2 separate regions of the Homo sapiens genome follow, and region 2 is linked to region 1. A link is a loop called in an ENCODE intact Hi-C map of the cell type or tissue named here. Cell type or tissue: mammary epithelial cell. All regions are shown on one strand. Each heading gives the region's core, and the rest is flanking DNA. Links, peaks and the distances in the headings are about the cores only.

The links. A loop is a pair of places that touch in the nucleus more often than their neighbours do. Peaks named below come from ENCODE experiments on the same cell type or tissue, not always from the same donor. Only the 100,000 strongest peaks of a DNase experiment are listed, where the experiment ranks them.
Region 2: it touches region 1 in a loop (4-fold over the local background); 5 of 110 quality-filtered maps call a loop at or near these places.

What each region holds. Positions count from the first base shown.
Region 1 is chr20:50,814,499-50,822,498 of GRCh38, reverse strand. BCAS4 (breast carcinoma amplified sequence 4) reads right to left here. Exons shown (of 5, transcript NM_198799.4): 2 at 4,217-4,288. Among named protein-coding and RNA genes, the nearest start is that of BCAS4, 23 kb to the right of the region's middle. RefSeq lists enhancers at 248-577, 1,642-2,143, 3,127-3,176, 3,664-3,713, 3,724-3,773 and 2 more. In mammary epithelial cell, for the core only: a CTCF peak has its summit at 3,935 (motif pointing left); DNase peaks (open chromatin) are centred at 3,938 and 6,688; H3K27ac peaks cover 871 bases.
Region 2 is chr20:50,879,106-50,895,913 of GRCh38, reverse strand. It overlaps ADNP (activity dependent neuroprotector homeobox), which reads left to right. Exons shown (of 6, transcript NM_001282531.3): 6 at 1,402-6,996. The coding sequence ends at 4,509. It also overlaps a transcript of BCAS4 not described here. Among named protein-coding and RNA genes, the nearest start is that of ADNP-AS1, 43 kb to the left of the region's middle. RefSeq lists enhancers at 15,533-16,032, 16,033-16,534. In mammary epithelial cell, for the core only: no CTCF peak of the experiment used is centred there; no DNase peak of the experiment used is centred there.

The DNA.
Region 1 (8,000 bases), core at 1-8,000:
TAGTGGGTGTAAAGCACACATCTCTGCCTCATCTATTCCTTACAGTAACTCTTTGGAGATGGAAACTATTTGTAGTGGATTAAGGACAGCTACAAACTCCTTAATTCCTTCCATGAAGGGGTAGAATACAGTTTCTCTCCCCTGATTCTGGCTGGGCTGTGTAACTGCTTTGACCAATAAACTACAACAGAAGTGACACTGTGTCAGTTTCCATACTTAGGCCTCAAGACATGTGGCAGCTTCCTTCCTGCCCACTGGACTGCTTGCTCTGGGGAGGTCAAACAGCCATGCTACGAGGAAGCCCACGCCAGCCACGTGGAGAGCGTGCACGGGGCAAGTTACACCAACCAGCCCCAACCAGCCCCAACCAGCCCAGCCCAGGTACCAGACAAGTGATGAAGGAGCCAGCTTCGACTCAAATGAGCTGAGTCCTCTGTGCCCTGCTCTAGCCCACAAAATAAATGGGTGGTTGTTTTACATCACCAAATTTTCGGGTAGTTTGACACAGCAATAGATAATCAGAACCATTATTTTCATTTTACGGAGGAAAAAATAAATGTTCTGAGAGGTAACGTGACATGTCCATGGCCCCACAGTAGAAGGAATCAGAAAGTGAAGTGCCAACAATTGGCATTATATCAAATGTTAAAAGAGGTCCCAGAACAGAGGGGTGAATTTCAGTGACAGAGAGTGATCAAGACAGGCTAATGGAAGAACTAATAGAGCAGACGGGAAGCTGGACTTTGATTTCTAACAGCCTAATTTTATCTGAAAGGAAGTGGCTTCTCTCTAAACCGTGCAGCCCAGGGCCTGCCTTCTCTCGGACCTGTAAATTGATCAAACAGTGTTTCTGAAGACCGAGGCAGGGACCTGGGGGGACAGTGGTCCGTGGTGTGACATCACCTGCTCCTAGAGGACCCTACTCATCCCTAACTTGGATTTCAAAGCAGCTCTTAAAGAGAAAAAAGAGGCCCCAAGCTAGGGCTGATCACCGGACACCTCTCTCTGTAGTCATGTAGCCCCACAGCACACAGCAGACATACCAGGTAAGCCAAGCATGAACCTCTAGGGGCCAAGAGGATTTCTAGAATATAAATGGCATTGGCACAGCGTGCCCATGCAGGGGCTGTAAGCTCAAACACCCCCAGGGGTCCCACAAGCGTCACATATTTGCAGAACTGGCTGGGCACATTCTGTCAACACAGACACATGGGAAGAGTCTTTGCTTCCAAAAGGATGCATGTTCTCTTCCATTTCTTGGAACATGGGATCCTCTTGGTCTGGCTTTACTTTCCCACTTTCAGTAGGGTCAAAAGAACAGAGAAACATCATCTATCAAAAATACACAAGCACGTGGCGGCTGTGGAGTCAGGAAGGCTCCCCGGGAGCAGCCAGCACTGTATCAAGCTGGAAAGCACGCTTGCTGCCCACAGCAGGTGGTCGCTTGCTTGCCACGTGACATGGCGGCCGATGCTTGCAAGGTAGGAATGAGTACCCCAGGAGGGCCAGATCTTTGCTTTTCTGAGAGAAGCCGGAACTCTAGATTTTTCACATGAAATTCTAAAAATGTCACAAGCTAATGCCTGCTTTTTTCCCCCCCAGAAACATCAAATTATCTGCAGGCAGGATTGGACCTGTGGGTCATCTGTGTGTGGCCTCAGGATTAAATCTTTCCATGAAGCATCTCCAGGCTTCGAGTTAGGAGGACCTGCCTGATGCTGCCTGCAATCTTGAGTCTCCTGGCAACACAGACACACACACTTCCCACCACAGGAAGCTGTGATGGTTTTTCAGGGCTGGGCCACATGGGTCTCTCCGCCTGTCCACATGGACTTCTGCCCCCAGCCCTCTTCAGGCTGATGCTGGGTCTCCTTGCGCAGAATGCCCATGTGGATGACGGGATGGGATTTGAAAACAAAGGTGTCCCTGGAGCATCCATCCACACCATCCTCCCGACCTGCCTTCCCTGCCCGCAACCACGATCCTTCACCCAGTGCCCAGCCATACCACATCCCTGGCCTCCCCGCCTTTGCACAGGCTGGTCCCTCTGCCTGAATGCACTCCTTCCCCATCTGTTGAATTCTCTATTTCTCCTTACAGCCCCAGATTCATCACCACCTGTTATACGAAGCCTTCCCAATTTCCTAGGCAGGACTTAGCACCCCTGGCTCTGGAATCCCTTCACACCTTGACCTTACCTTGACAACAGCACTGTAGCATGGGACGGCACCAACTGATACCCAAATCAGTCTCCCCACATACACTGGGGCTTGATGGGAATGGAGATGGACTGAACTCTCTTTGCATACTCAAGTTTATGACGGGGCCCATTCATGAGAAAGTGCCCAATGCAGCCGGGCATGGTGGCTCACGCCTATAATCAATCCCAGCACTTTGGGAGGCCGAGGCGGGAGGATCACTTAAGGCCAGCAGTTCAAGACCAGCCTGGTCAACATGCTGTCTCTACTAAAAATACAAAAATTAGCCAGGCATGGTGGTGCATGCTTGTAATCCCAGCTACTCAGGAGGCTGAGGCAGGAGAATCACTTGAACCCGGGAGGCAGAGGTTGCAGTGAGCCGAGATTGCATCACGGCACTCCAGCCTGGGGGACAGAGCGAGACTCTATCTCGAAAGGAAGGAAGAAAGGAAGGAAGGAAGGGAGGGACGGAGGGAAAGACGGAAAGACAGAAAGACGGAAAGACAGAAAGACAAAGACAGAAAGAGAAAGAAAGAGTCCAATGCGTGGTGGTAAAGAAAGGACAATCCAGGCTGTTAAAAGCCTGTCTTGTTACCTAGCTCCCACCTGGACCCACATCTGAACGTAAAAATTGACTCAAGAGAAGAAACCATATAGGTCCTCTTGGGATTTCTGCTGTGACCCTAGAGGCTGGGCCGAGGTCCGCTGAATAGGTAGGGATGACTCAGTGCCTGCTGTCTAGGGTGGCTTTGTGCCGGGCACAAAGAAAGGCGTTCAATGAACATCTGGGGCTGCTGTTACTGTTACTCCCTTGGGTTCTCACAAACACTCTCAGGGTCCGGACACGGTGCTTCTCAGGGACATAAACGCACACCACTGGGCCCAGGTGGCCAGGCTTCCTCCACTCTGGGGAGACACAGGGCCTGGTCACAATATGGAGCTCTACCCTTTGGGCCTCCAGGCAGACACCTCAAGCCCAGGTTACTGGTTTGCCTCTAATAAGCTTGGGAGCTTCTAGAAAATTCTATCAGCACTCCTGGGGGCTCCACACCTGGCTGGCAGCAATCCTAGGAACACTGGGATCTAGAAGCAATTTCTTTTTCTTTTCTTTTTTTTTTGAGACACAATCTTGATCTATCACCCAGGCTGGAGTGCAGTGGCGCAATCTCAGCTCACTGCAACCTCCACCTTCCGGGTTCAAGCAATTCTCCTGCCTCAGCCTCCTGAGTAGCTAAGATTACAGGCGCCTGCCACCACACCCGGCTAATTTTTGTATTTTTGGTAGAGGCAGGGTTTCACCATGTTGGTCAGGCTGGTCTTGAACTCCTGACCTCAAGTGATCTGCCCGCTTTGGCCTCCCAAAGTGCTGGGATTACAGGTGTGAGCCACTGCACCCAGCCTCTAGAGGCGATTTCTAGAGACTCTGGCGTGGGAGGCTTTGTCTTCTGGGCCATTGTCTTCCATCTTCCTCCTCAGCCAGGCTAGTAGATTTGGGCCAACCAGACAGAGTAGGAGGTAAAAGCAGAGAGAACAGAAGGATTCAGGAAGGAACTCGATGCCCAACTCCACCACGGGCTGTGGCCTGGGCAAGAGGCTCCTCCTAGGCCTCGCAGGCCTGAAGCCATTTCCTGGCTGTCTCCATGTTTGCACAGGGGACGGTGCAGAGCTGAGGAAAGTTAAATATAGTCTAGCGTCCCCGCTGAACGGCTCCCTGCATCGGTGCCCGAGAGTGCCACCTTGTGGTCCACTCCTGGCTCCTCTGCGGAATAAAAACCATCTCGAGGGAAGGACGAGATCAAGATGGCCGCCTCAGGAAGCACTTGGGGTTGAGTGAGAGAGAGAGAGCGAGAGAGAGAGAGAGGAGGGAGTGTTTGCACGTGGCTTTCCTCTCAGCGCTGGCCGCTGCCCCATTCCTCCTGGTTGCTAACTCACCACCAAAATGGCTTCCGCAGAAAACTCCAGCAAGGGCCTGAAGTCTGGCCTGGGCCTAAACCCACGCCTTCCAGGCAGCCACTCACCAGGTCAGCCAGGCTGCAAAACTCTTCCAGCCTGAGGAGCATGCCCTCGATGGTCTCCTCCACCTCCTTCGCCTGAAAAAGAGACGATATCCTGGAGATTAGCAAGTGGTTTCCAGGGAGACAAACACCCTTCATTTTTTTTTTTTTTTTAAAGCAAACTAAGTCTTAGGATTATGTGCCCGGTTCCTGCTCGACCCCCTTCCACTGCCTCCTTTGAAAGAGCAATAAACAGGCAGCAGTCCTGGCGCCCATCACGGAGGACTGGTTAAAGCCACCACGGCCTCTCCATTCTATGCAGCTTTCAAAAGAGACAAGATCAACAAATACAGGAAATAACAAAGCTACCCGTATCCTCCACGTTGTACAGATGAGGACACGGAGGCTCAGAGAGGTGGGGTAACCTGCTCAAGATCACACAGTTAACAAACAGCGGGGCAAGGATCCTAATCCAGATGGAGTCCACAACCTCACAGCCTGCTCTAATAAACACAGTGGCCCCGGTGATACCCCGGAGAGGAAAAGCAAGCTGCAGACGGTGTCAGATACAAACCATACCAAAAAAAATGTGTGAGGCGGGCGGATCACCTGAGGTCAGGAGTTTGAGACCAGCCTGACCAACATGGCAGAACCCCGTCTCTACTCAAAATACAAAAATTAGCCGGGCATGGTGGCGTGTGCCTGTAGTCACAGCTACTCCGAGGCTGAGGCAGGAGAATCGCTTGAACCTAGGAGGCGGAGGCTGCAGTGAGCCAAGATTGCACCACTGCACTCTAGCCTGGGCAACAGAGCGAGACTCCGTCTCAAAAAAAAGTACATGTCTTCACAGAGAAAGGCCTGGAATGATATGTGCCAGACTGCTAATAGTTAAGAGATGTGCTTATACTTAAAAAATTTGTTGTTTATCTGAAATTCAAATTCAACCGGGCATCCCATAGTTTCTTTGGAAACCCTATTAACAGGGCTTACTTAGCCCTGGGCAGGAGGAGTTGGGAAAGGGACTCTGACAAGGGAAACTTGAATTTTTTATGTTATGTAAAGGGTCCATGGCCGGGAGCAGTGGCTTATGCCTGTAATCCCAACATTTTGGGAGGCCGAGGCAGGAAGATCACTTAAGTCCAGGAATTCGAGACCAGTCTGGGCAACATGGTGAGACTCCATCCCTTTAAAAAAAAAAAAAAATTAGCCCAGGTGCACTGGCTCACGCCTGTAATCCCAGCACTTTGGGAGGCTGAGGCGGGCAGATCACGAGGTCAGGAGATCGACACCATTCTGGACAATGTGGTGACCCCATCTCTACTAAAAATACAAAAATTAGCCGGGTGTGGTGGCACACACCTGTAGTCCCAGCTACTCAGTAGGCTGAGGCAAGAGAATCGCTTGAACCCGGGAGGCGGAGGCTGCAGTGAGCCAAGGTCACACCACTGCACTCCAGCCTGGGCGACAGAGCGAGATTCCGTCTCAAAAAAAAAAAAAAAAAAAAAAAAAAAAAAATTAGCCAGGCATGGTGGTGCATGTCTGTAGTCCCAGCTACCCAGGAGGCTGAGGCTGCAGTAAGCAGTGATCGCACCACTGCACTCCAGGCTGGGCGACAGAGTGAGAACTTGTCTTTAAAAAAAGAAGAAGAAATAAAACCCAGTCATCAGGCTGGACATTAACATAAATGAGTGAAACAGGCCATCAGGCTTGTGATCTGAGAGGTGCTCATCCAGTCCTCCAGCTGCTGGCCACTAGCTGCCATCAGGAAATGCAGGCCCGGAGCTGCCAGATCTTTCCATTTTCCAAGAGAAGCCAGAAATCCTAATTTGATAGGAAATGCCCCAATGTTTAAACATTGGAACACATTTAAAAAACCCTTTAATGCTTCACAAATTAAGCCAATAACGAACGTGCAGAGGGCCTGCCAGTGTACAACTGCTTCATGCACTTGTGTAAAAATTAGGGAAATAATTAGCGGTTTGGCCAGGCGTAGTGGCTCACGCCTGTAATCCCAACACTTTGGGAGGCCAAGGTGGGCAGATCACCTGAGGTCAGGAGTTCGAGACCAGCCTGACCAACATGGCGAAACCCCGTCTCTACTAAAAATACAAAATTTAACCAGACGTGGTGGCACGCGTCTGTAGTCCCAGCTACTCAGGAGGCTGAGGCAGGAGGACTGCTTGAACCCAGAAGGAGGAGGTTGCGGTGAGCCAAGATTGTGCCACTGTACTCCAGCCTGGGAGACAGAGCAAGATCTGTCTTCAAAAACAAAAAAGAAAAATTAGGTTTTTTTTCCCCCTCAAGTTATCTACTACTTTTATGACTTCTAAAATACCAGTTTCTGTTGTTATTTTTGTAATGGCCAGCATTCAGGAAGAAAGTTCGCCAAGCACATGATCTGCTTTCCCTACCAGGCCACACCGTCCTGCTCCAGGGAGGCGTGCTCAGAGTTTCTGGGCAGGCCTAGTCCCTGCCCCCTGCACCTGAAGGCTCCCTCACCACCCACTTGTCCCCAGAGAACTGTTTATACAGCACCAGTTCCTGCTGCTTCCAGCATGAGCCATCTCCACCACAACAAAATAAACGACTGCACAAAAAAACATCTTTCAGGCTGGAGTATAAATAGTACCAAGTTGCAATTTTAAACTCTGCAACCTTCATCTCACAGCTGGGACTATTTCTGTGCCTCAGTCGGGGAGAGGGGAGAGAAGACGGGGAAAAAGAAAGATCATTCCCCCACCCAACCCCAAAATTAAATTACAATGAGAAAATGTCATTATCGCACTAAGGGAGAAAGGATGGAGCCAAGAGGTCACTGTGGTTAGAGGAGAAGATTGGTTGTTCTTTCTGGTCCAGGGGAAAGAAAGAGAAAGAGAAAGAGAGGAGTGGGGCACAGCGGGTGATGGAGAGATCCTGGGAGTGCAGGTGCACACAACGCAGACACGGGTCCAGACATGCTTAAGAACACACAACCTGCATGGGAGGCCACGGAAGCCCATGCCCCAGCGGGGTGGGATGCCTCCTTCCCAAGATGTTTCTGCAGCACTGTGCTTGTAGGAAGTGCATTGCAACCCATCCTGGCCTGCTCAGGAAGGGCACGGCGTGGTCACGGCACTTCTGGGTTCACCTTACCCTCTGCCAGCCATGCAGCTGGAACCCAATGGCTTAACCTCTGCATTTCACTGCCACTGGATCCCCTGTGACAGGAACCATCAGGCCCGTTTGGCAGAATGGTCAGGAGGTTAACCTGACATCATAGATGTGGCTAACTGATTTAACAGAGTGCTGACACACAATAGGTGCGTGATAAGGGGTTGCATTCCATAGCTCGCTTTCTCTCTTTTTTTGTATTTTAATTTTTGCAGAGACAGGGGTCTCACTATGTTGCCCAGGCTGGTCTCAAGCTCCTGGCCTCATGCAATCCTCCTGCCTCAGCCTCCCAAAGTGCTGATATTATAGGCATGAGCCACTGCACCCACCCAATCTCTTTCGCCATAGAATAAAAACAAGGGCTAGTCACTGTATTTGAATTACCTCATTTACTTCTCACAAGAACCCTATGCAGTAGGTGCTACTATTTCCCTCTTTTTACGGATTGAGAAACAGAGGATCAGAGAGGTTAAGTCCCTTGCCCAAGCTCACACAGCTAATAAATATTGAAGCCAGAATTCGACCCTGAGCACTCTAACTCCAGAGCTAGAATGTGTAACAAGATGTTCTTTGGGGCTGGGTAGAGCGGCTCATGCCTGTAATCCCAACGCTGGGAGGCTGAGGCCAGAGGATCGCTTGAGCCCAGGAGTTCCAGTTT
Region 2 (16,808 bases), core at 6,649-14,648, 67 kb before region 1:
CTACAAAAGAGTCAAAAAGTTAAAAATTTAAAAGTGTATAAACCACAGCAAGCTGAGGTTATTATTGAAGAAAAAATATTTTTTAGGGCTCGGCACAGCGGCTTGCAATCCCAGCACTTTGGGAAGCCAAAGCGGGAGGATTGCTCGAGCCCAGGAGTTCAAGGCCAGCCTGGGCAACAGAGGGAGACCCTGTCTCTACAAAATTTACCCTAGTGTGGTGGCACACACCTGTAGTCCCCAGGACTGAGGCGGAGGTGGGAGGATCGCATGAGCCCAAGAGGTTGAGGCTGCAGTGAGCCGATTGTGCCACTGCACTCCAGCCTGAGCAACAAAGTGAGACTTTGTCTCAAAATTTTTTTTTTAGTAAAACTTGTGTAGCCTAAGTGTTCATAAAGTCTACAGTAGTGTACAGTAATGTCCCAGGCTTTCATATTGACTCACCCAGAGTAACTTCTAGTCCTGTAAGCTTTGTTCATGGTATCATTTATCTTTTACATTGTATTTTTACTGTACCTTTTCTGTGCTCAGCTATGTTTAAACATACAAATATTTACCATTGTGTTAATCATTGCCTATGGTAATCAGTACAGAAACATGCTGTACAGGTTTGTAGCCTAAGAGCAATAAGCTATGCCATGTAGCCTAGGCGTGTAGTAGGTTCTACCATCTAGGTCTGTGTGAATACACACTTGAGGATTTCACACCATGATACATTTTTCAGAATGCATCCCTGTGGTTTAGCAACACATGACTGTATAGTAAACCTGAAGTCTTTAGTAACTTCCTTCATTTAGGTTATTCTTGTTATTTCTAGCTGCAAAATGTTTATCTTCAAGTCATTTGTCTTTGGTTTAGCTAAAATGTGACTTTTTTTCCCTAAACATTGAGAAAGAACTTAGCATTTTTTTAATTTACACTGACAAAAATATTTGGTTTAAGATAGCTTTTTTTTTGAGTTTCTATTTTATAAAGTTACTATACAAAAGGGGAAAACATACTAAAATCAGTGCTTTTTTTTGAGACAGTTTCGCTCTTGTCGCCCAGGCTGGAGTGCAATGGCCGATCTCGGCTCGTTGCAACCTCCACCTCCCAGCTTCAGGCGATTCTCCTGCCTCACCCTCCTGAAGTAGCTGGGATTACAGGCGCCCACCACCACGCTCAGCTTATTTTTTTGTATTTTTAGTTGAGATGGGGTTTCACCATGTTGGCCAGGCTGCTCTTGAACTCCTGACCTTGGGTGATCCACCCACCTCAGCCTCCCAAAGTGCTGGGATTACAGGCGTGAGCCACCACGCGCGGCCTAAAATCAATGCATTATTAAGAATATCCGGGGGGGATCTGGAATCTGTTAACTGCCTATCTGAAGTGGCATTCTAATTCTAGTTTTTGTGTTTACTTTAGGACTATCGGACAAAACCTTTCTGCTGCAGCGCTTGTCCATTTTCCTCAAAATTCTTCTCTGCCTACAAAAGTCATTTCCGCAATGTCCATAGTGAAGACTTTGAAAATAGGATTCTCCTTAATTGCCCCTACTGTACCTTCAATGCAGACAAAAAGACTTTGGAAACACACATTAAAATATTTCATGCTCCGAACGCCAGCGCACCAAGTAGCAGCCTCAGCACTTTCAAAGATAAAAACAAAAATGATGGCCTTAAACCTAAGCAGGCTGACAGTGTAGAGCAAGCTGTTTATTACTGTAAGAAGTGCACTTACCGAGATCCTCTTTATGAAATAGTTAGGAAGCACATTTACAGGGAACATTTTCAGCATGTGGCAGCACCTTACATAGCAAAGGCAGGAGAAAAATCACTCAATGGGGCAGTCCCCTTAGGCTCGAATGCCCGAGAAGAGAGTAGTATTCACTGCAAGCGATGCCTTTTCATGCCAAAGTCCTATGAAGCTTTGGTACAGCATGTCATCGAAGACCATGAACGTATAGGCTATCAGGTCACTGCCATGATTGGGCACACAAATGTAGTGGTTCCCCGATCCAAACCCTTGATGCTAATTGCTCCCAAACCTCAAGACAAGAAGAGCATGGGACTCCCACCAAGGATCGGTTCCCTTGCTTCTGGAAATGTCCGGTCTTTACCATCACAGCAGATGGTGAATCGACTCTCAATACCAAAGCCTAACTTAAATTCTACAGGAGTCAACATGATGTCCAGTGTTCATCTGCAGCAGAACAACTATGGAGTCAAATCTGTAGGCCAGGGTTACAGTGTTGGTCAGTCAATGAGACTGGGTCTAGGTGGCAACGCACCAGTTTCCATTCCTCAACAATCTCAGTCTGTAAAGCAGTTACTTCCAAGTGGAAACGGAAGGTCTTATGGGCTTGGGTCAGAGCAGAGGTCCCAGGCACCAGCAAGATACTCCCTGCAGTCTGCTAATGCCTCTTCTCTCTCATCGGGCCAGTTAAAGTCTCCTTCCCTCTCTCAGTCACAGGCATCCAGAGTGTTAGGTCAGTCCAGTTCCAAACCTGCTGCAGCTGCCACAGGCCCTCCCCCAGGTAACACTTCCTCAACTCAAAAGTGGAAAATATGTACAATCTGTAATGAGCTTTTTCCTGAAAATGTCTATAGTGTGCACTTCGAAAAAGAACATAAAGCTGAGAAAGTCCCAGCAGTAGCCAACTACATTATGAAAATACACAATTTTACTAGCAAATGCCTCTACTGTAATCGCTATTTACCCACAGATACTCTGCTCAACCATATGTTAATTCATGGTCTGTCTTGTCCATATTGCCGTTCAACTTTCAATGATGTGGAAAAGATGGCCGCACACATGCGGATGGTTCACATTGATGAAGAGATGGGACCTAAAACAGATTCTACTTTGAGTTTTGATTTGACATTGCAGCAGGGTAGTCACACTAACATCCATCTCCTGGTAACTACATACAATCTGAGGGATGCCCCAGCTGAATCTGTTGCTTACCATGCCCAAAATAATCCTCCAGTTCCTCCAAAGCCACAGCCAAAGGTTCAGGAAAAGGCAGATATCCCTGTAAAAAGTTCACCTCAAGCTGCAGTGCCCTATAAAAAAGATGTTGGGAAAACCCTTTGTCCTCTTTGCTTTTCAATCCTAAAAGGACCCATATCTGATGCACTTGCACATCACTTACGAGAGAGGCACCAAGTTATTCAGACGGTTCATCCAGTTGAGAAAAAGCTCACCTACAAATGTATCCATTGCCTTGGTGTGTATACCAGCAACATGACCGCCTCAACTATCACTCTGCATCTAGTTCACTGCAGGGGCGTTGGAAAGACCCAAAATGGCCAGGATAAGACAAATGCACCCTCTCGGCTTAATCAGTCTCCAAGTCTGGCACCTGTGAAGCGCACTTACGAGCAAATGGAATTTCCCTTACTGAAAAAACGAAAGTTAGATGATGATAGTGATTCACCCAGCTTCTTTGAAGAGAAGCCTGAAGAGCCTGTTGTTTTAGCTTTAGACCCCAAGGGTCATGAAGATGATTCCTATGAAGCCAGGAAAAGCTTTCTAACAAAGTATTTCAACAAACAGCCCTATCCCACCAGGAGAGAAATTGAGAAGCTAGCAGCCAGTTTATGGTTATGGAAGAGTGACATCGCTTCCCATTTTAGTAACAAAAGGAAGAAGTGTGTCCGTGATTGTGAAAAGTACAAGCCTGGCGTGTTGCTGGGGTTTAACATGAAAGAATTAAATAAAGTCAAGCATGAGATGGATTTTGATGCTGAGTGGCTATTTGAAAATCATGATGAGAAGGATTCCAGAGTCAATGCTAGTAAGACTGCTGACAAAAAGCTCAACCTTGGGAAGGAAGATGACAGTTCCTCAGACAGTTTTGAAAATTTGGAAGAAGAATCCAATGAAAGTGGTAGCCCTTTTGACCCTGTTTTTGAAGTTGAACCTAAAATCTCTAACGATAACCCAGAGGAACATGTACTGAAGGTAATTCCTGAGGATGCTTCAGAATCTGAGGAGAAGCTAGACCAAAAAGAGGATGGTTCAAAATACGAAACTATTCATTTGACTGAGGAACCAACCAAACTAATGCACAATGCATCTGATAGTGAGGTTGACCAAGACGATGTTGTTGAGTGGAAAGACGGTGCTTCTCCATCTGAGAGTGGGCCTGGATCCCAACAAGTGTCAGACTTTGAGGACAATACCTGCGAAATGAAACCAGGAACCTGGTCTGACGAGTCTTCCCAAAGCGAAGATGCAAGGAGCAGTAAGCCAGCTGCCAAAAAAAAGGCTACCATGCAAGGTGACAGAGAGCAGTTGAAATGGAAGAATAGTTCCTATGGAAAAGTTGAAGGGTTTTGGTCTAAGGACCAGTCACAGTGGAAGAATGCATCTGAGAATGATGAGCGCTTATCTAACCCCCAGATTGAGTGGCAGAATAGCACAATTGACAGTGAGGATGGGGAACAGTTTGACAACATGACTGATGGAGTAGCTGAGCCCATGCATGGCAGCTTAGCCGGAGTTAAACTGAGCAGCCAACAGGCCTAAGTGCCAGGTTCCCTGGCGTTGGTGACATGCTGCAGCCTGGAACTCTGATATCCAGTGTGACTGCAAAGCTGTCTTCTCACTGGTACTGCCTTGTGAGTACTGGTTGGACTGTGGGGCATGTGGCCGCTGCAGTTCCAGTGGTTATTTCTAAGTCTATGACAGGACAGGCTGTTCTTGCTTCAGAACCTTCTCTGACAGACACGGTAACTAAATGTGAAAAACCAATAAGCTGGTGACTCATGAATACACACGAGGAAAAGCAGAGGTTTATTTTATCTGCCTTTTCAACATTTCTTTCCCTCTGTGAAATGATTGGTCAGATGTCTTTGAGAAGTGTTAAACTAATTCACATGGTAGTGTAGGGCCAACATACAAGCTACCAGTCTAATGTGTATAGTAGACTTTGGGAAAAGCGATTTTTTTTCATGTATTCATTCTGAATAGTTGAAATGTATATTTGTACAGTCTTTTAGACCTATTCAAGTGATGCTCATGATCCTGTTACTGTGTGCCCATCATAGATTTCTTTTTTTAGTGTTGCCCTTGCTGTGTAATAAACGCTCTATCTAGTTTACCTAGCAAAAGCTCAAAACTGCGCTAGTATGGACTTTTTGGACAGACTTAGTTTTTGCACATAACCTTGTACAATCTTGCAACAGAGGCCAGCCACGTAAGATATATATCTGGACTCTCTTGTATTATAGGATTTTTCTTGTTCTGAATATCCTTGACATTACAGCTGTCAAAAACAAAAACTGGTATTTCAGATCTGTTTTCTGAAATCTTTTAAGCTAAAATCACATGCAAGAATTGACTTTGCAGCTACTAATTTTGACACCTTTTAGATCTGTATAAAAGTGTGTTGTGTTGAAGCAGCAAACCAATGAGTGCTGCATTTTGGATATTTAGTTTTATCTTTAGTTCAACACCATCATGGTGGATTCATTTATACCATCTAATATATGACACACTGTTGTAGTATGTATAATTTTGTGATCTTTATTTTCCCTTTGTATTCATTTTAAGCATCTAAATAAATTGCTGTATTGTGCTTAATGTAAATATTTGCTTTATTACACATGACAGTCCTGTGTGTCCATTATATCTTTTGCCATTTAATGCCATAACTCTTTCATCAGAGATGGCAGCCACAGTCACAGAGGAAACTTGTGGAAAACCCAAGATCTGTCATCTGCAAATAGAATGCTTTCTCTTGAGGCACCTGGTACAAAATCTGTTTTTCTTTTTTTTTTTTTTTTTTTTTTTTTTTTTTAACTGAAAAACAAACACCCTTGAGTTTTTCAGTTCACCTTTTGTTAAGGAGCAGAGCCTGCATATATATGTAAATGTCTCAATGATAAAAAAAAAAATGTAAACATGGATTGGCATTAATTTGCAAGCAGAATCTTAATAGCCTGATGGGTTTTTTGTTTGTTTTTTCTTCTAGATGAAGTTAAACGTTCGTTTTCACCTTACGATGGGAACAACTGTAGTGCAGGCGGCTCTGCCTCTATTTGCCACTCTTGGCCCTCTTGCTATTAAGGGAAAGGCTTTGAAGAGCACAGCACTGACAGGGCTGTAAAGATGGAAGGAGCTGGTATTTTTACCATGCGTAGATTCCCAAGAGAACTTGTACTAAAAAGCAGAAAGTTACAAGGAAGCAGAATTAGGCCAACATTTCCAGCAATTAAAACAATGATGGGAAACTCCAATCCATGAGGAGGCTGGTCAGTCACCTCAAGGATAGTGGCCTAAAGAAGTCTGAAGTGGCTGATGTCCATAACTTCTGAGTCTGTTTCCAAAAGAAAGACTCTTGTTAATGCTGTTACCAGAGAGTAGAGATTTGACCAGCCTCTCCCTAAAATGTAAGCTTCTCAACAACAGTACAGGAAGAAGTGCAAGAGTAGACTAGAACCTTTAAGGAATTTGGGGCTGGAACGGAGCTATGTTGCATCTGTTGTTATACAGGTAGATTATAAGTTCTACATGCACCAGCCAAAACTTAGGACAGGATGTCCCCAAATTAAGATACTACAGATTACCAAATCAGAAATAACCAGCTGGATTTAGGCCAGCTCACATTTATTTGGAAATTACCCTCCCTGATTAACAGGCTTCTGAGTTGTACGTGGAGGACTAATGAGACTTGTACAAGACACCACGGGGCTTGGGGTCCAGGTCCCAGTTGGATATCGGAACAGACACAGATAAGTGTGTTTCCTCATTAAGGTGGTGAGAGTGTGCCTTTTGGCATTCAGAAAAGGGTTTAGCCACCCTAAGAGTTGGAAATAAAGATTCCCAACTGGAAATGTTGCAGAATCCCTACAAGTGTCTCAATAAAAGCCATTTTAAAAGAATATTGTTGCTACTGTTTGCTTTTCAAATAATCTGGAGATCGTTGGCTATGGCAACGTGCTGCCACCTAATTAGAGAATGCCTGTAAATGTAGGCTGAACACTTCTAACATGAGAAAACCTAAGTATCCTACAGAGGTTTGGTGTGTTTTGTTTTTGTGGGTGTCGGGGGAAGGGGGTGGGGAGGCGTGTTTTTGGCCCTGCAGGTTTTCTCGTGGGAATGAGTTCACTCAGACAAGCTAGGACTGTGGCTTCTTTCCCTGTTCATCACATAGAGCATTTTCTCATCCTATCTTTGGTTCCTTGTCATTGTATAGGGAGAGGAGAATCTTTATCAAACAGCTTCATTCCCTCTTGCAATTCAAGCAGAAAGGGTATCTATGCCTCATATCGCTCTAGAGTTGTATGTCAGTTTGATCCCAATGCCTACTCCTTTGTAACATCCATTTCTGGCATGAACAAAATGAGTGCCAAATTTGAAAACTGCGATGTATTAAAGATGGGAGTTTCCCATCTGAGATGCTTCACGCTAGAAACAAACCTGCTTATTGCCAAATAAGTACTACCATACAGAAGTGTAGTTCCTTTACTACTTAGACCTCAGACTACTAGTACTGAGTCCTCGAGATGAGACTCAAGAATTATCACTAGGTGGTTCGTTTTTTTGTTTGTTTGTTTTTGAGATGGAGTCTTGCTCTGCTGCCCAGGCTGGAGTGCAGTGGCGCCATCTCAGCTCACTGCAACCTCCGCCTCCTGGGTTCAAGCCATTCTCCTGCCTCACCTTCCCAAGTACTGCCGGGACTACAGGCACGTGCCCCCATGCCTGGATAATTTTTTTTTTTTTTTTTTTTGTATTTTTAGTAGAGACAGGGTTTCACCGTGTTAGCCGGAATGGTCTCCATCTCCTGACCTTGTGATCGACCCGCCTCAGCCTTTCAAAGTGCCGGGATTACAGGCGTGAACCACCACGCCCATCCATCTCTACATGGTTCTATGCCACTAACATTTGAGAACCATTTAGCTTGATGGAAATTTTCTTTCCCTAATGAAATTAAGTAGAACATGTTGAACACGTGGATTTTGCAGAGTATCAGGCAGCGTTTTGTTTTGTTTTTCTGCCTGTTGTGACCCTTCCAGCCCCCCTGCTGAGCAATAATTAGGTGCCAGTTGAGGCATGTTTCACCAAAATGTCATGGAGGAACATCTCAAAAGCTTCCAGAAGACTAGAAATGAAGAGGCTGCTCCCACCATTAGGAAATGGCATTCCAACATACCAATTATCAGTGGGTCACCATGAGGTAATCTAGAAGAAAAACATCTTAGCTGATACAAACTTGACAGGTTTGAAAATAAAAGGCATTTCTCCCATCTGCTGCAAAGTTGGCTTGAAAGCTTGACCAAAGCAAGGTCCCCATTTGCTAATTCTTTGCATCCTGCTTCCCACCAACTTGTACCACTTCGGTAACGGACTACTCGCTGTAACTTGAATGTAGTGGAGCTACAGTATAGGGGGGGTTGTGTTTTAAAGTCAGCATATAAGAGTTGCATATAGTCAAAATCACCCCCGAAAGTTCTTGTCATTATTTCAAAGTGTCCAACCAAGAGGAGGGGACGCGGGAAGGAAGGTCCCTAGTCATTTCCAGAACAAATCTTCCACGCTATTTAATGAGTTTGGCTGCATGTGTGTGTTTTCAGCATACAGCGTTAATGGATCTGTGATGCAAACCCCTTCCCCATCCAGGACACCACCTAACCTTAAGGTGTAAGACCATTCGAACCTGAACTGGTTTTTGCAATTAAAAATCCTTATTTTGGCCGGGCGCGGTGGCTGACACCTGTAATCCCAGAACTTTGGGAGGCTGAGGCAGGTGGATCACCTGAGGTCAGGAGTTGGAGACCAGCCTGGCCTACATGGTGAAACCCTGTCTCTACTAAAAATACAAAAATTAGCCGGGCATGGTGGTGGGCGCCTGTAATCCCAGCTACTCAGGAGGCTAAGCCAGGAGAATCACTTGAACCCAGGAGGCGGAGGTTGCAGTGAGCCAAGATCACGCCATTGCACTCCAGCCTGGGTGACGAGTGAAACTCCGTCTTAAAAAAAAAGAAAAAAAATCCTTATTTTATTTATGTACCTTTAATGATGTCTTATTACTATAAGTGAAGCAAAATGGATACTCTAATAAGCAGAGCAGGCACCTTTTAGGAACCATAAAGCAGAAGTAAAAGGGCTTTTCCAATATACTTGATGTGAGTGCTGTACTGGCTGCCATCCTAGACTGCAGTGGGACGTGACAGCTGTGTACATGAAGTAGCCAGTCTAGGAATCAAAAGTAGAGATCCCGCCTTGGAGAGATGGAGGAAGAGACAGTGGCATGACTTAGCCATTGCCACTCCGTCTGCCAGCAAAGCTGGATCAGCATCCCCTGGGGAAGCTCAACTAGAACCCTCTCCCCCAAGGACAGGACTCCGGACAAGGGGCTCCGCTACACCCTACAAGGACAATATTGTTCCTAAAAACACCTGAATCTTAGGCATCGTGAATACACAGCTAACCAACGGGTATTTTCAGAACGGATGTGTAGTTCTGGGACTAATTGTAAAGCACTGGAATCCAAGGTATTTGAGTCCTCAAAACCGTCCAACCCCAATCCTCCGCACTCTCCTCCAAAAACCCCCAAACCTTGTATTGGGAGTAGGAACTCCAGGTTTCAGGTGCTGACATGGAGGTGCAGAGAAGCTAACTTGTCCTGACATCTCAGCTGGCAAAGGGGAAGCTGCTGACTAGGACATGGGATATCTGAGTCCACAGCCACCGGTATTTCCGGCCACACCATGCACCTGGGCCTAGGATAGAGACTGGCCTTGGAAGAAAGTTGGCTGCTGCTATGAATGAAAAGATGTGTGAGCCCCATTCTCACAGTGTTCAGTCCCTGGCTCAGCGTTCCCCAAACTGACTCACACTCCACCACCATTGTCAGTTGTGCCACATCTGCCTCACAACTGCTTTATGTTCTTAGTATGTCTCAACTCCCGCCACCACTTTTTTGGGGGGACAGGGTCTCCTTTGTCACACAGGCTGGAGTGCAGTGGCACGATTACAGCTCTGCAGCCTCAACCTGCTGGGCTCAGGCAATCCTCCTGCCTCAGCCTCCCGACTACTGGGATTACAGGTGTGAGCCACCATGCCTCACCCTCACTCCCCCTTTTAAAGGAAAACGATGTCACCAAAAAGCAAAATCACCATAATTTGCCACAAATTCAGATGACCATAAAAGTGACTATGAAAGTAAATACAAGACAAACATTAGATTTTTGCTACCTGTTATCGCATGCTGAGGCTGCAAGCCTGAGACTTGCGCTATTAAAAAGGAAAATCCGGCCGGGTGTGGTAGCTCATGCCTGTAATGCCAGCACTTTGGGAGGCTGAGGCAGGTGGCTCACCTGAGGTCAAGAGTTCGAGACCAGCCTGACCAACATGGAGAAACCCCCATCTCTACTAAAAATACAAAAAACTTCAGCCGGGCATGGTGACACATGTCTGTAATCCCAGCTACTCAGGAGGCTGAGGCAGGAGAATCGCTTGAACCGGGGAGGCAGAGGTTGTGGTGAGCCAAGATCGTGTCATTGCACTCTAGCCTGGGCAACAAGAGCAAAATTCCGTCTCAAAAAAAAGGAAAATCAGAGCAGGGTCCCAGGTCCATAAGCACCAAAATGAGCCTCAGCCCAGACCCGCCTTATCCCAGGATGACTCTGCTACCTCTAGCATGCCGGATAGTGCTGAGCTAGGGGCTGACAGATGGGCTTCAAGCCCAGCCTGGGCTCTGGCTCCAAGAGCTGCTCAGGGAACTCTGCTTCCTTTAGCAGTGACTACTCACTTTGCTTTGCCCAACCTCAGACCCTTTTATATTAATTAGGACTCTCACTGGCAGGTAACGGGAAATCCAGCTCAGACGGTGCTTAATAAAGGTGACAAGGGGGCAACTGGCTGTGTCTGGGGAGGGCAAGCTGCTCAGGGACATCACCAAGGATTCAGGTTTTCTGTCTCCATCCTGCCACCCACAGGGACACTTCATCCTAGGCAGGCACCCCGGTATTCATAGGGTGCCTTCCACTTACCTAACCTGAGAGGTTTCCCCTTCATTCAGTATTAAGAAAGAATCCTGAATTCTAAGCCAACTGGACCATTCCAGAACATCCGACTAAGCTGATGGGCTTAGTCCAAAGCTACCTGGTCAGTCACTGAGCTAGCATTACCCTGGTTGGCTTAGACTAGTCAGGACCCATCTCTGAAGCTCGGGTGAAAGCAATTCAACCCAAAACCGGAAACCAATTCAAAACCAATTCCATGCTACACTCAGAAGGTGCAGAGCGATGCTGAGGACCCAGCACTTCAAAGGAAGCCTTGTGCCATATGAAAACCAGATAAAAGGTGCAATTGCTCCAACTCAGAAGACGAAGCAAGTTCTGAAAAATCTCTTGACTGGTATTCTTTGGAAGCAAGTGATTCCCAGCCCTGGCTACATACTGAAATCACCTGGGGGGGTTTAAAGACAGGTGATCTAAGTTTCCCCCTCCCCTGCTTGGAGATTCTGATGTAATTGGTTTGAGGTGTGGCCCAGCTGATTCCCAGACGGAACTGGTTTAAAGGGATGCGCAGTGAACGTGGGCTACAAGCTCCAGCCTTCCCTTGAATAGTATGTCTGCTCCAGGCAGTTTCCTTTGAGACCACTTATTCTTTTTCCCCGCCACTCAACAAACACCTGCTAGCAGCCTAAGAAGAACCTGTACACTCAGAGATGCAACCTGCATGTAGAAAACCATTTCAAGAGTGTAGACTTGCCCCAACATCTCCTCGGTTCATCCCGGCAACAAGGAGACCGTGGCCTAAGCTGGAATCCTTACCTTCTGGGTAGAGTCCCCACTGCAGCAGCACCAGGCTTGGGGATGCCAACAGAAGACCCGCTCCTCCAGGTCTCCTCCCTTTCATTCACCTCGGCCTGGCTCCTCCAGATGAAACTCCGCCCATTACGTCTAAAACGGAGCATCTCCGTGGAAGGCCCAGTGAGAAACCCCTCCTGGTTGAAGAGGCTGGCCTCGGGTGCTCATGCCTCACTGGTTTGGTTTTTAAGGGGAACCGTATGTTCATTCTGACCAAATATAATGCTTGTGTCCCCTGCAGTCCTCCCCTTAACTGCTTCTCCAAACCCAGCATCATGAGCAGTCCTTAAAGCACACTCTGCCAGAAGGCCCAGCAAAGACTGCAGAGGCCAGCCTCAGACCTGCTGCCCTCCACTCACTCCTACTGCTGCAAGCCTGAAATGCATCAAGCTGATTATCACCTGTAAGAATTTCCAGGCTTTTGAGCCCATAGCAAGCCCAGGGAACTCAGAGAGGAGATTCTGTGACAGCTGCTTGAAATTAGAACTACTTGCAACTCCTTCCAAAGATGTTTGCACTCTTCACCATAATGCAAAGTGGGATTTAGTGGGATTTTGCTTTAAGATGGAGAGGAAGGTTCCTGGAAACCTGTAGCTGCCTGAGTCAACTAAACATCTCCAAGGAGTTGGTAAACCCTGTAAGCAGACATTGTGGGGTACCTGTCTAGCTTCTAACCTTCCCAAGAACTCCCCTTTTTACCCCAAGAAGGAGAGTTTTTATCATAAGTAGGTGTTGGATTTTGTCAAATGCTTATTTTCTGCATCTATTGAGATGATCATGTGGTTTTTGTCCTTTATTAATATGGTGTGGTACACTGATCTTCAGATGTTAAACCAACCTTGCACTCCTGGAAGAAATCCTGCTTGGTTATGGCGTATAATCCTTTTTTATATGTTGCTGGATTCTGTTTCCTGATATTTTCTTGATTTTGCATTTGTATTCTTGTGGAATATTGGTGTAGCTTTCTTACAATGTCTGACCTGGTATCAGTCACCTCCCAAAGGAGAGCCCTGGACAGCACACACTTCTCTAGTGGGACCCCATGCCTCATCCTCAGGGAGTTTGGAATTGGGGTACAGAGGTGCTAGCTAGACTGCCAATTGCTTGAACTGCAGTGACCATCTAGCTGCCATCCTCCACCACATTAAGCTGAGACCGAGATGCATTTCTTCACACACTCCATATCCTTGGAATAAATTTCCCATTGTCTGAGTCTCTGGTTCTACGGATCTCAAATGCAAATGCCCACAGGGGCTAGGCAAGTGAAATAAATTAGTGAAATAATTTGAGTATAAGAAAAGCCTGGAGACCAGGACCCCCCCCTCCAAAGCAACTTGACTTTATGTAGCTCATTGTTTAAAATTAGAATATCTGGCACTAAAAACAGTGGGCTCACATTCTTAAGGCAACAAGCAAACAAACAGGAAATTCAGTTCTTTATATGCATTCTCCTAATTTTTAATTGGTGGCAACTGATTTTAACCATTTTTTTGAATAGGCAAACACCAAAATATCAAAACTTTTAAAGAACAGTGAAAAGGATACCTCTCACCCCAGATATCCACCATTCTCAAATTTGTGTTTATCCTTCCAGAGAATAGTAATGTCTTTTTCACATAGATAATAGCATACCACATATATTTTTCTGCATTTGGCTTTCATATCTTGGCGATGTTTCCACACCAATTCATAAAGAACTCTTAACCCATTTTTACAACATTATAGTATTCCATCATATGGTTGGGCTATAAAGGAATAAAACCCAGATCAATAATCACTTGGGTTCTTTCTAATCTTTTGCTGTCTCACTGTGCAGTGACTAACCTTGTACATTTATCTTTTCTTTCTTGTGTGTGTAAGCTGGATTCCTAGGGGTGGAATTACTGGGTCTGAGGACATTTCCCCCCGCAACCCCCCCTTTTTTTTTTAAGAGATTGGGTTTTGCTTTGTCATCCAGGCTGGAGTGCAGTGGCATGATCACGGCTTACTGCAGCCTCAACCTCCTGGGCTCACTCAAGCGATCCTGCTGCCGCAGCCTACTGAGTAGCTAGGACCATTTCTAATTTTGTTAGGTATGCCAATTGCCCCCCCATGAGAATGGTGTCCCACCATCAATGTACAAGAATATGTTTCTTCAAAATATCACCAGCAAGACCAGGCACAGTGGCTCAAGCCTGTAATTCCAGCACTTTAGGAGGCTGAGGCAGGTGGATCACTTGAGGCCAGGAGTTTGAGACCAGCCTGGCCAACATGGCAAAACCCCATCTTTACTAAAAACACAAAAATTAGCTGGGCATGGTGGTGCGCACCTGTAATCCCAGCTACTTGGGTGCCTGAGGTGGGAGGATCATTTGAGCCCAGGAGGCAGGGGTTGCAGTGAGCTGAGATCACACCACTGCACTCCAGCCTGGGCAACAGAGCAGACTCTGTCTCAAAAAAAAAAAAAAATTCAATAGTGTCATCAAAAATTTTAATCCTTGCCAGCCTGAAATGTGAAAAATCTCAGGGTATTTTTCCATACTTATTGGCATACATTAAGGTTGAGTATCTTTTCATGTTTTGCATTTTCTGTGAAACTCCTGTTCATAGCCTTTGCCTGTTTTGCTACTGTTTCCCTTTTTTGTAGGTGACATTTTTTAGGGAGATTATCCCTTTGTAGCATGAGATGCAAATATATTTTCCCAATTTGTCATCTATCTTTTGAATTTGCTTAGGATTTTGTTGTTTTGGGATTTTTTGGTTGAGTTTTCCGTTGGTTTTGCCATGCAGAAGTTTAAAAATTTTATATAATCAAATTGACCTCTTTTATGGCTTCTCGATTTTGTACACTTCGCCAATGTTTTTAACCTATTTCTTCAATAGATTCGTTTTATTTTACTTTCTAAGACAGGGTAACACTTTGTCACCCAGGCTGGAGTGCAGTGGCACAATCTCAGCTCACTGCAGCCTCAAGTTCCCTGGCTCGAGCAATCTTCCCACCTCCCACCAAGTAGCTGGGTCTATAGGCAAGCACCACCATGCCTGGCTAATTTTTCTATTTTTTACAGAGAAGGGGTTTTGCTATGTTGCCCATGCTGGTCTTGAACTCCTGAGCTCAAGCGATCCACCCACCTTGGCCTCCCAAAGTGGTAGGATTCAGGTGTGAGCCACTGCACCCGGCCAATAGATTCATTTTATACATTAAGCTCCTAATCGATTTACAATCCAGGTGTGCTGAGTGAGGTATGGAGCTCTATTTTTTCCAGAAGTTTACCCAATTGTCACAACATGAAAACATCTTAAAACAATTCAGGGCAAACCACACATTTCTGCCAATCAGATACAACCCCATGGGCTGCTACCTTGAAACCTCTTGCTTTGGTGAGCACGAAGTTCACATCCGCTGGGAAAGTGGGAAAGGGGGTTGACCGAAGAGCCTTGCTCTTGGGAAGAAATCTGCAGTGACCTTTCTACTGGTGTCCCTGTCCAACATCAGCCACAAAAGAAAAAGACTGGCAGGCCTCGGTGGCTCACGACTGTAATCCCAATACTTTGGGTGGCCAAGGTAGGAGGATCGCTTGAGCCCAGGAGGTTGAGACTAGCCTGGACAACATAGCAAAACCCCGTCTCTGTTTAAAAAAGAGAAAGATCAGATCACCCTTTCCTAGGCTGCAGTTACCCTTACCAAGGGGTTAGAGGCCATCAATAGTCAGCAACCGAGGACATCATTGACTGGACAATGGAAATGTCAGGCACTTTGCTTTAATGAGGACGCACATGAAGTCACCTGGCACAGGGACAGTGGAGCCGCTCAGAGGACTGAGGTTAGGGGTTGGTGATGGCAGGGCGCAGTGTCCCGGCCTTCCTTCTCCCCAGATGTTTCCAAGCGTCCCTTAAAGCTCATTGTTTGGCAGTGCAAATCCTAGGAACTTTGGAACGGCTACTTCCAGTTCACTTGTCACCTTTTCCCCATAGATTTCCTGTGCAACCTCACCCCTCCTAACAGGACAGGGAAACCCAGAGAGAGCAGCCTCCATTCTCCCATGACTTCTAACTCTGACACGTAAGGGCAGTCCCTGAGTCACTCGCTGTTCAGGCCCTCGGATGCCGCTGGTCAACTGAGAAACGCAGGACAATCAACCCTTTCCCCATCACAGCCCGGGCCCTGCAACAGCAGCCTCCCATTACTGAGAGCCCCTCGCCAGTGTGCCCAGCATGCACACAGCTCACCTCATGTCACCCTCACCACAACCCATCAGACCAGAGCCATCCTCATGTCTTACCGCAGGGGCAGCTGGACTCAGAGAGAGCAAGTGAAAAGCCCAGCTCACACAGCTAAGAGGCATGGGAGCGGACAGTGCTGCCAGGCAGGCTAACCTCAGGGCCATGCTCCTAGCGTGGGGCCTGTGGGTCCCTGCTTTAGGACACTCAACGTTGCTGCGGCTTAATCACATGGGATTTCCTTCCAACTCTCCCTGGCCCCTGTTTCAGGGGCTGGGAGGAGAAAGAAGCCTGGGAGTGCCCAACACTCAGCAGATACTCACCCTTCCGGAAATGAGTGTCCTCAACTGCTTGTCTAAAAAATTAACATTAGCTTTCTCCTTTTTCTTCTTTTTTGAGATAGGGTCTCGCTCTGTTGCCCAGGCTGGAGTGCAGTGGCACGATCTTGGCTTGCTGCAACCTCCACCTCCCAGATTCGAGCGATTCTCCTGCCTCAGCCTCCCGAGTAGGTGGGATTACAGGGGTGCACCACAGCACCTGGCTAATTTTTGTATTTTTAGTAGAGATGAGGTTTCACTATGTTGGCCAGGCTGGTCTCGAATTCCTGACCTCAAGTGATCTGCCCACCTTGGCCTCCCAAAGTGCTGGGATTACAGGCGTGAGCCACCTCACCCGGCCAACTTTCCATCCAACGTGTGCTCTCCCTGAGCACACTGGGGCATGCAGAGTGTCCAAGCTCCCTTCGATAAAAACAGTCCCAGCCAATACAACACAGCCATGGGAATGATCTACAGTGACACAGCAACA